3 separate regions of the Homo sapiens genome follow, and regions 2 and 3 are each linked to region 1. Evidence: chromatin contacts called from ENCODE Hi-C or POLR2A ChIA-PET data. All regions are on one chromosome and are shown on one strand. Each heading gives the region's core, a stretch centred on a gene start or an enhancer-like site at or near the end of the contact. The rest is flanking DNA. Distances are from core to core; before and after follow the strand shown.

The links. Hi-C counts contacts between places; a loop is a spot of excess contacts on that map. ChIA-PET counts read pairs that join two places held with the same protein, here RNA polymerase II (POLR2A). Pooled maps may share reads with other maps.
Region 2: a loop to region 1 is called in a pooled map, with 2.2 times the contacts of the local background. The contact joins two enhancer-like sites. A Hi-C loop is called at or near these places in 1 of 37 single-sample maps with no recorded cell type and 4 of 50 pooled maps. POLR2A ChIA-PET finds 5 or more read pairs at or near these places in 1 of 52 experiments (GM12878).
Region 3: a loop to region 1 is called in a map of Right ventricle myocardium inferior, with 5 times the contacts of the local background. The contact joins two enhancer-like sites. A Hi-C loop is called at or near these places in 1 of 168 maps with a recorded cell type or tissue (Right ventricle myocardium inferior), 2 of 37 single-sample maps with no recorded cell type and 6 of 50 pooled maps. POLR2A ChIA-PET finds 5 or more read pairs at or near these places in 1 of 52 experiments (H1).

The regions. Positions count from the first base shown.
Region 1 is chr22:33,298,405-33,301,104 of GRCh38, reverse strand. All of the region lies in intron 12 of LARGE1 (LARGE xylosyl- and glucuronyltransferase 1), which reads left to right. Among named protein-coding and RNA genes, the nearest start is that of LARGE1-AS2, 140 kb to the right of the region's middle. RefSeq lists enhancers at 843-1,212, 1,223-1,272. Within about 2 kb of position 1,369, at least 5 of the 41 ENCODE cell types and tissues checked have a DNase peak (open chromatin) inside an H3K27ac peak, as active enhancers do.
Region 2 is chr22:33,658,327-33,661,026 of GRCh38, reverse strand. All of the region lies in intron 2 of LARGE1 (LARGE xylosyl- and glucuronyltransferase 1), which reads left to right. Among named protein-coding and RNA genes, the nearest start is that of SNORA50B, 45 kb to the left of the region's middle. Within about 2 kb of position 1,391, at least 10 of the 41 ENCODE cell types and tissues checked have a DNase peak (open chromatin) inside an H3K27ac peak, as active enhancers do.
Region 3 is chr22:33,779,652-33,782,480 of GRCh38, reverse strand. The region is part of intron 1 of LARGE1 (LARGE xylosyl- and glucuronyltransferase 1); the gene reads left to right. Among named protein-coding and RNA genes, the nearest start is that of LARGE-AS1, 56 kb to the right of the region's middle. RefSeq lists an enhancer at 2,202-2,703. Within about 2 kb of position 1,505, at least 3 of the 41 ENCODE cell types and tissues checked have a DNase peak (open chromatin) inside an H3K27ac peak, as active enhancers do.

The sequences.
Region 1 (2,700 bases), core at 120-2,619:
GGTTAAGGGTGCTGTTTGCTGTGGCAGCTGAGGACTCCAATGAAGCCCCCAGACCCTTCTAGAAACTGACTTTCTCAGCACTGATCTCCCATAAAATTCTGTACCCAAGCTCTGTCAAGATATTAATATTGGCCAGGTGCAGTGGCTAACACCTGTCACCCAGCATTTTAGGAGGCTGAGGTGGGAGAATTGCTTGAACCCAGGAATTCGAGACCAGCCTGAGCAATATAGTGAGACCCCATCTCTACAAAAAATTTCAAAAATTGGCCAGGCGCGGTGGCTCACGCGTGTAATCCCAGCACTTTGGGAGGCCGAGGCCGGTGAATCACGAGGTCAGAAGATCGAGACCATCCTGGCCAACATGGTGAAACCCCATCTCTACTGAAATACCATAAATTAGCTGGGCATGGTGGTGCATGCCTGTAGTCCCAGCTACTAGGGAGGCTGAGGCAGGGGAATCGCTTGAACCCCGGAAGGCAGAGGTTGCAGTGAGCTGACATCGCACCACTGCACTCCAGCCTGGCAACAGAGTGAGACTCCATCTCCAAAAAAAAGAAAAAAAATTGCTGAGCATTGTGGAACATGCCTGTTGTTTCAGCGACTTGGGAGGTTGAGACAGGATGATCTCCTGAGCCCAGGCAGCTGAAGCTAGAGTGAGCCATGATTGTGCCACTGCACTCCATCCTGAACAGCAGGGCAACACCCTATCTCAAAAAAACACATTTGTTAATTACTTAAGAATGATGACAGTTACAAGTTACTGAGCCCTTACCATGTGCCAGAAACCCTGCCAGCTGCACTCAGTCTGTCATTACCTCTGTTCTTCACACTGCTCTTTAAGGTAACTACCATTACAGGTGACCAAACTGAGGCCCCAGAGAAGTTAAATGTTAGCATTAGAGGAGGAGGAAAGCAGCCTTCCTCCATGCCAGCCTGCTCACTCTGTCGAAGGGGCCAGGTTACTCCCAAACCCCCAGGGTACCAGAGCAGGCCGACTGGCAGCCCTCGGCTTGTACCCCCAAACACTGATTTATATCACCTTTTTTGGGGTTCTATTTGGTTACCAAAAAAAGTTCAGCATGTTAGCTCTTTGAGCAGTTGCTTAGCAACCAGCTAATATTACAGCCAAAACAAACAGATCAATTGGAAAATAATGGAATAAGCTGTACGCATGGACAATAGCTGCAGAGTTTTACTAAAATCTCCTTCCAGCCCCTTCATCTACTTTTTCTGAAGAATGAGCTCCTGGATGTACAGCTTTCACTTTTGATCTCAGAAATGTCAGGCGAAAGTCAGCGGGGCATGGCAGAGGTTGCGCAGACTTGCCTTTGAAGCCAGGTTCCACAACACTAATCAAGTGTGTGAGTTGGGGCTGCTTGCTTCATCTCCTCATTCTTTCACTTCCTCAGTTAATATAGGAGCTAATGATAGCCTCCTGTGGGGCTATGGCGGGTGCCCAGCAGGAGTTCATTTTCTGCCCCTTGGCCTATTCAGTATTGGACTTCTGTGCTAGGCCCCTGCCCCAACCCAACCCCCGCCATTGCAAACTCTGCCACCTTCTGTGCAGCCTGGGTAGCTTCATGTGACCATCTCAATTTTTTTGCTTTCTGAAAATGAGAAACTATATATTGATACTACTCATTCTTTCAAAAACTGTGTAGTGAGCATGTACTATGTGTCAGGCAGTATGCTACATTGTAGGTGATGTTGCTGTCCCTGGGGGTCATTCAGACCTGCGTTTCAGTGCAGAGGACTCTCCCTCCCCTTTCCCTTCCCTCTTTTCCCCTCCCCTCCACTCCTTTCCTTCCCTTCCTTTCTTTCTCTCTCTCTTTCTTTCTTTTTCTCTCTTTTCTCATTTTCTCTCTTTAATTCATTTCTTTCCATACTGCTTCCTCTCTCTCTCTCACTCTGTTGCTCAGGCTGGAGTGGAATGGTGCAATCATGGCTCACCGCAACCTCAACCTCCCCAGGCTCAAGCGATGCTCCCACTTTAGTCTCCCCAGTAGCTGGGATTATAGGCATGCGCCACCATGCTGGGCCAATTTTTTTTTTACCATTTGTAAAGACAGGGTTTCGCTATGTTGCCCAGGCTGGTCTTGAACTCCTAGTCTCAAGTGATCCGCCCACCCAGGCCTCCCAAAGTGCTGGGATTACAGGCAAGAGCCACTGCTTCCCGCGTCTCTCTCTCTCTCTTTCCTTTTTTCTTTCTTTCCATCTTTCCTTTTTCTTTTCTTTTTTCTTTTCTTTCTTCTTTCTTTCCTTTACTTCTCTTTAGACACAGGGTCTTGCTCTGTCACCCAGGCTGGAGTGCAGTGGTGCAATCATAGCTTACTGCAGCCTCAAACTCCTGGGCTCAAGCAATCTTCCTGCCTCAGCCTCCCAAGTAGCTGGGACTACAGTTGTACACCACCTTGCCCAGCTAATTTTTTAATTTCCTTTTAGAAAAATAAACATAACCCAGACCCTATTGTCCAGGCTAGTCTCAAACTCCTGGGCTCAAGCAGTGCTCCTGCCTCAGCCTCCCACAACCCTAGGATTACAGGCGTGAGCCACCATGGCTGACTGATGCTGAGTACTCTTTATTTAGAATTTATTTGACCTTGGGAAAGGCACTTAACTTCTCTAACTTGTTTTATCTGTGAAGTGGGAATCATACTGCTTTTTCCTCTTCCCCAGTTCTTAAGGAACTGAGAAGATAAG
Region 2 (2,700 bases), core at 142-2,641, 360 kb before region 1:
TACAAAAAAAAAAATCAAACCTCATTAAAAATTTTTACTGTAAAATATGATTCTTAGCACGTGTGATTCGCCTCACTCTTGGAACATTTTAGTGGGATTTTATAAGGGCTATGAATATTTCATATCAAATAACACATTTATTGCAAAGGTTTTAAAAAATTAAATCAGTGGAAAAAACACTTATGAAATCTTTCATCTTGAGTGCTGCTAAAGAGAAAATTAAGAAATTCTATAGTATTTCTGCATTTGATTTTATAGTAAATAGCCACATTGAGGACACTCAGTTGATGCTTTGCAAAGGATAAAATCGTTATGGTTGTTTAGCTTTTAGTTTTGATGAATCTACCAACAAAGGGGATTGTGTCCAACTATTGCATATGTATGAAATAGGACTCAAGAAACTGGGGAAGGAGAAAGGATGCTTTCTCAGACTCAACCATTGGAGACCGTCACTAACGCTGGTGATGCCTTCAAGGCTGTGTAAAAGTGATTGAAGTTTAGGGGCTAACTGGGGGCAGAGGCTCTTCAAAGATGACTGGAATGTGAATTTATTGTGCTCTCACACACAGATCAATTGTCAGGATTTGCGGTGAATATCTATTCACCTTTTCTAGTATACACTGTTATCATTACCCTCCAATGACGGTTTTCTAAACCACCTGGTGATCTAAGAGAAGACCTTCACTCTGCTGTCAAGTCCTTCCATTTTTCTAGGAAACAGAGCACTAAATACATTATCTTTTTTGGCCTTGGTTGGTGACGATTTGAATGCTACTAACAAAGCCCTTTTGTCCATACTCAGACTCCTTGAGTATATGACGGGCCAGTTATAGAAGCAGGAAGACATGGTTGCCCCACCATGGTAACAGCAGTTCAAAGACCAACTGCCTCCAACTTTCAAAACTTAGCATATTTGGCAAAAAAAAAAAAAAAAAACACACACACACACACACACAACAAAACATTTGAAGCTTTGAAATCATTGAACCTGAAGTTTCAAAAGACAAAAACTGGTATCATTGCTCGTTAGAACACACTTCAAGCATTTGTAGTCTAAACCCAGGTATAGGTACAGCAAATTGGTGCTAAAAATGTCTTCATTTTCTTGACTTAATGAAGCTCTTTAAGCTAACGTTCTTGGAAATGATTTTATGGAAGACAAAAGTCAGATCTCATTCAGCCTATTATGGTGCAGTGAATCCAGGCCTCTTTCCCTGGCACTGTAGTTGCAAATTCTTTTTAGAAGCTAGTGAGGAACTCTCCTTTTTTTTTTTTTTTTTTTAACTGTTCTTCCATCTTTGTCAGAAGATCTGTCTCCAGGGCCTTTGCTGGAACTCAAGTGTGCTTTGGTTGCCAAAGATAACTTCCAGAAAATCACTTAGGGGAATTTTGGGGCAAAACATTCCCTGTGTACCTCATAAAAAGCGAGCAGCCTTTGTGTGTCATCATTGCCATTTTCCTTCCCACAGCAAATCTGATTCCATGCTTTTGAAACTTAAGAAAATGGCTCAGCCTGGACCTGTGTCTTGCTGTGACTTATAAACTGCCTAGAAAAGAAAAGCTGATGACACGTTGGCAGACTCAGCTCTCCTGTGGACATCTCATGATCAAAATTAACTTTTAAGATCAAACTGAGTTTTCTAAATTTTTCTAAAATGACTTTGGCTGCAATATTTAATTTACTTTGAAATATCAAATGATATTAGATATTTGGCATTGAATGAGGGTGTGAAATCTTTATGTTAATTAAAAGGAGGGCATTTTCTAACAAAAATTACAAATTGCTAAATGAATATAGTCTCATATGGAGAATGAAAAATTGAAACATATATTGGAATAAGGTGACCTGTGATTGGTCAAGAGAAAGGAACCAGAAACCGGAGAAGCTGGATAGTCAGGCAGCTGGGCTAGAAGGGAACTGCTTTTGAAGGAGACTGTCTTCCAGGAAGCAGGGCGATGCCGAGGAGCAAAGCAGGCCCTATGCTTGGAGGAGCTACAATACCAGGAAATCATGTGGGTCTGGGTCACATGATGGAAGCTGCTGAGAGAATACAGTAGAGGCTTGTGTAAGGGAAATGGAGTGCAGGGTCAGAGCAATACTATAATTAAGTGTGGCAATGCTAAGACTTCCTTTGAATCTAGAGAGTCTGGGGAAATGCCTCAGCCAGCATTTCTCAACCTTCATTACACATGAGAATCCCATGGGAGTGGCTGTTTTTAAAAATGCTGAAAACCCAAAGGAATATAAATCATTCTGTTACAAAGATACATGCACACATATGTTTATTGCAGCACTATTCCCAATAGCAAAGACTGGAATCAACCCAGATGCCCATCAGTGATAGATTCAATAAAGAAAATATGGTACATATACACCATGGAATACTATGCAGCCATAAAAAGGAATGAGACAATGTCCTTTGCATGAACATGGATGAAGCTGGAAGCCATTATCCTCAGCAGAGTAACACAGGAAAAGAAAACCAAAAATCGCATGTTCTCACTCATAAGTGGAAGCTGAACAATGAGCACATGGACACAAGTAGGGGAACAACACACACTGGGGCCTGTTGGGGAGTTGGCAGGGGAGGGAGAGCATCAGTAAGAGTAGCTAATGGATGCTGGGCTTAATAGCTAAGTGATGGGTTGATCTGTGCAGCAAACCACTGTGGCACATGTTTACCATGTAACAAACCTGCA
Region 3 (2,829 bases), core at 256-2,755, 480 kb before region 1:
GTTTAAAATGTACAATTCATATAATGTACAATTTAGTGGTTTTTAGTATTTTCACAAGGTTGTGTGATTGTCACAACGAATTCCAGAACATTTTCCTCACTCCCAAAAGAAACCCCATATGCATTATCAGTCACTGCCACTCTCCTCTTATTCTAGCTCCTGATAACCATGTTCTGTCTCTGTGGATTTGGACTGGGAGAGACATAAAGGATAGGGGCTACTCTCCCTCCCGTCTTAAATGCGTCTCAGTCATGAACCTTGCCATATTTTAGTGCTTTAAACATTTTTAAAAATAGTTGATTTGAGGAGGAGGAGGATAAAACAAACAGCAGAACCCAAAAAGAAGAACTCGGACTCCAGACTTAATTCTATCCTTTGCCCTCTGGCTAACTTTGGATATGCCAATTCTTTGTCTGAGCCTCATTTTCCCCATGCAGATAATTTACATTGTATTAGAGAACTACCTCCTCCCCAAGCTCTCTTTCAGGCTTAAATTCAGTGATCTTGAGTCTGTGTGTGTGTATATATATATATGTATATACACACACACACATTGATTTTCTTTTACCATGTGCTGGTTCTTTCAGTCTCTTGCTGCTTTCTGTTATCCACGGAGCTGGCATTGCTTTCTATTTTTATCAGTGTACTATTTAAATATAGAAATAAATATCTTATGTATATCTATTTGTGTGTGTGCATAAAGCAGTGGAATTTATGGACTAATGCGGTCACTTACGTAAATTACTTAGCACGGGGTTTGGCACATACTAAGTGCTAGATAAGTATTATTTGCTAGGTGAGTGATGGGTCACCCTGGGGTAGACCAGTTGACATTTGCTCATATGGAACTTGTTCAGTGAATTGTCCTAAGTGATCACAGCTGGAAGCTGCCTTGGTCTTTGGATGGGGCTTCTGCTGTCTGCATTCTTTCCTCTTTGCTTTCACTAGTTTCTGGAACACGTCAGTGTGAATTTTTTTTTAAGGCAGAGTCTCGTTCTGTTGCCCAGGCTGGAATGCAGTGGTGCAATCTTGGCTCACTGCAACCTCCACCTCCCAGGTTCAGGTGATTCTCCTGCCTCAGCCTCCCGAGTAGCTGGGATTACAGGCACCCACCACCATGCCTGGCTAATTTTTGTATTTTTAGTAGAGATGGGGTTTCACCTCATGTTGGCCAGGCTGGTCTTGAACTCCTGACCTCAGGTGATCTACCCATCTTGGCCTCCCAAAGTGCTGGGATTACAGGTGTGAGCCACAGCACCTGGCCGTCAGTGTGAAATTATAGATTTGGAAAAACAAATCCTGTGAGAAGAGCAATTTACCGTACCCTGCTCTCTTCAAGTGACGTGGGAAATGAAAAACGTCCAAACTAAGACAAATTTATTGGATACCAAAACCACCAGGCTATTGATTCTTAAAGCCAGACAACAAGGTTATGAATTGGGTGATAAAAATGGAAAGCATTTAGCTTGACTTCTAAGGCGGGGCAGCTTTGTGCGCTATCGCAGTTATTGGGTTCTACTGACAGCCCCACAACTAATGACCTAGCACTTATTAACCAGAGTGTTTACTCTATGTGCTACATCTGTCTAATGTGTTGTGTGAGTGAGATATATCTGAACAATTTGATTTTGTATTGAGGCCGGGGTGCCTGAGACTTACTCTGTAACTTTGAAGGCTGCAAGAACATTAGCTAAAAGTTCTTAGCTGCAGCAAGGAAAGCAAGAAATTGTTCTAAGCCCTAAATAGTTTTGCACTGCTGCAGAGGAGGGATTTATGTCTCCTGATGGGTTTTGGAATGGATAAGCAGATGTTGTGTGTTAGATGTTAGAGATCAGTTATTGAACCCACAGTTATTTTAATTTGGATGCTGAAATTCAGAGAGGCTGTGTTCATCAGGGTCATAGTCAGTTGCTGACTGAGATTTCCTAAAGCTTGGCTTCATGCTCCTTCTTTCACACCATTCAGACTGTTGAGGCCTGTGGCAGCTGTCAAGACCGTGCTGTCCATCCTCCAGCTGCCTGGAGTGAGCCCCACTGCTCTTCGACAGGGGCTGCTGGGGACTGGGTATCACTGACCCCGTGGAACTGAAATGCCTCTTTTTGACTCTGTCTCACAGTGGTTTACTTGTGTCTTTTACTCGATGGTGCAGGTAACTGTTATGGGTTGAATTCTGTCTCCAGAATTCATATGTTGAAGTTCCAAGCCTCAGTGCCTCAGAATGTGACCTTATTTGGAAATGGGGTTGTTGCAGATGCAATTAGTTGAGGTCATCCTGAAGCCACTTGGGTCCTTAATCCATTACAACCAGCGTCCTTGTAACGGGAAGTTTGGACACAGACGTGCACACAGGCACAATGTCGCGTGAAGGTTGGAGTTGTGTTGCCACAAGCTAAGGTCCTACCAGGAGCTAGGAGAGAGGCCAGGAACAGATCTTTCCCCAGCGCCTTGAGAGTGAGCGTGCCCTGTTCACACCATGATCTTGAACTTCTAGCCCACAGAACTGTGAGACAAGTTTCTGCTGTTTAAGCCACCCAATTTGTAGCACTGTTGTTATAGCAGCCCTGGCAAACTGACACAATAGCCCAGTGAGCATTCTATACCATGAAAGTAGAATTAGGAGAGGAAGATACAGTAGACTGTACCCTCTTACCACCCCCTAGTTCTTCTTTTTTTAATTTTTTTTTAATTTTTTTGAAACAAGAGTTTTGCTCTTGTTGCCCAGGCCAGACTGCAGTTGCGCGATCTTGGCTCACTGCAACCTCCGCCTCCCGGGTTCAAGTGATTCTGCTGCCTCAGCCTCCCAAGTAACTGGGATTACAGCACACGCCA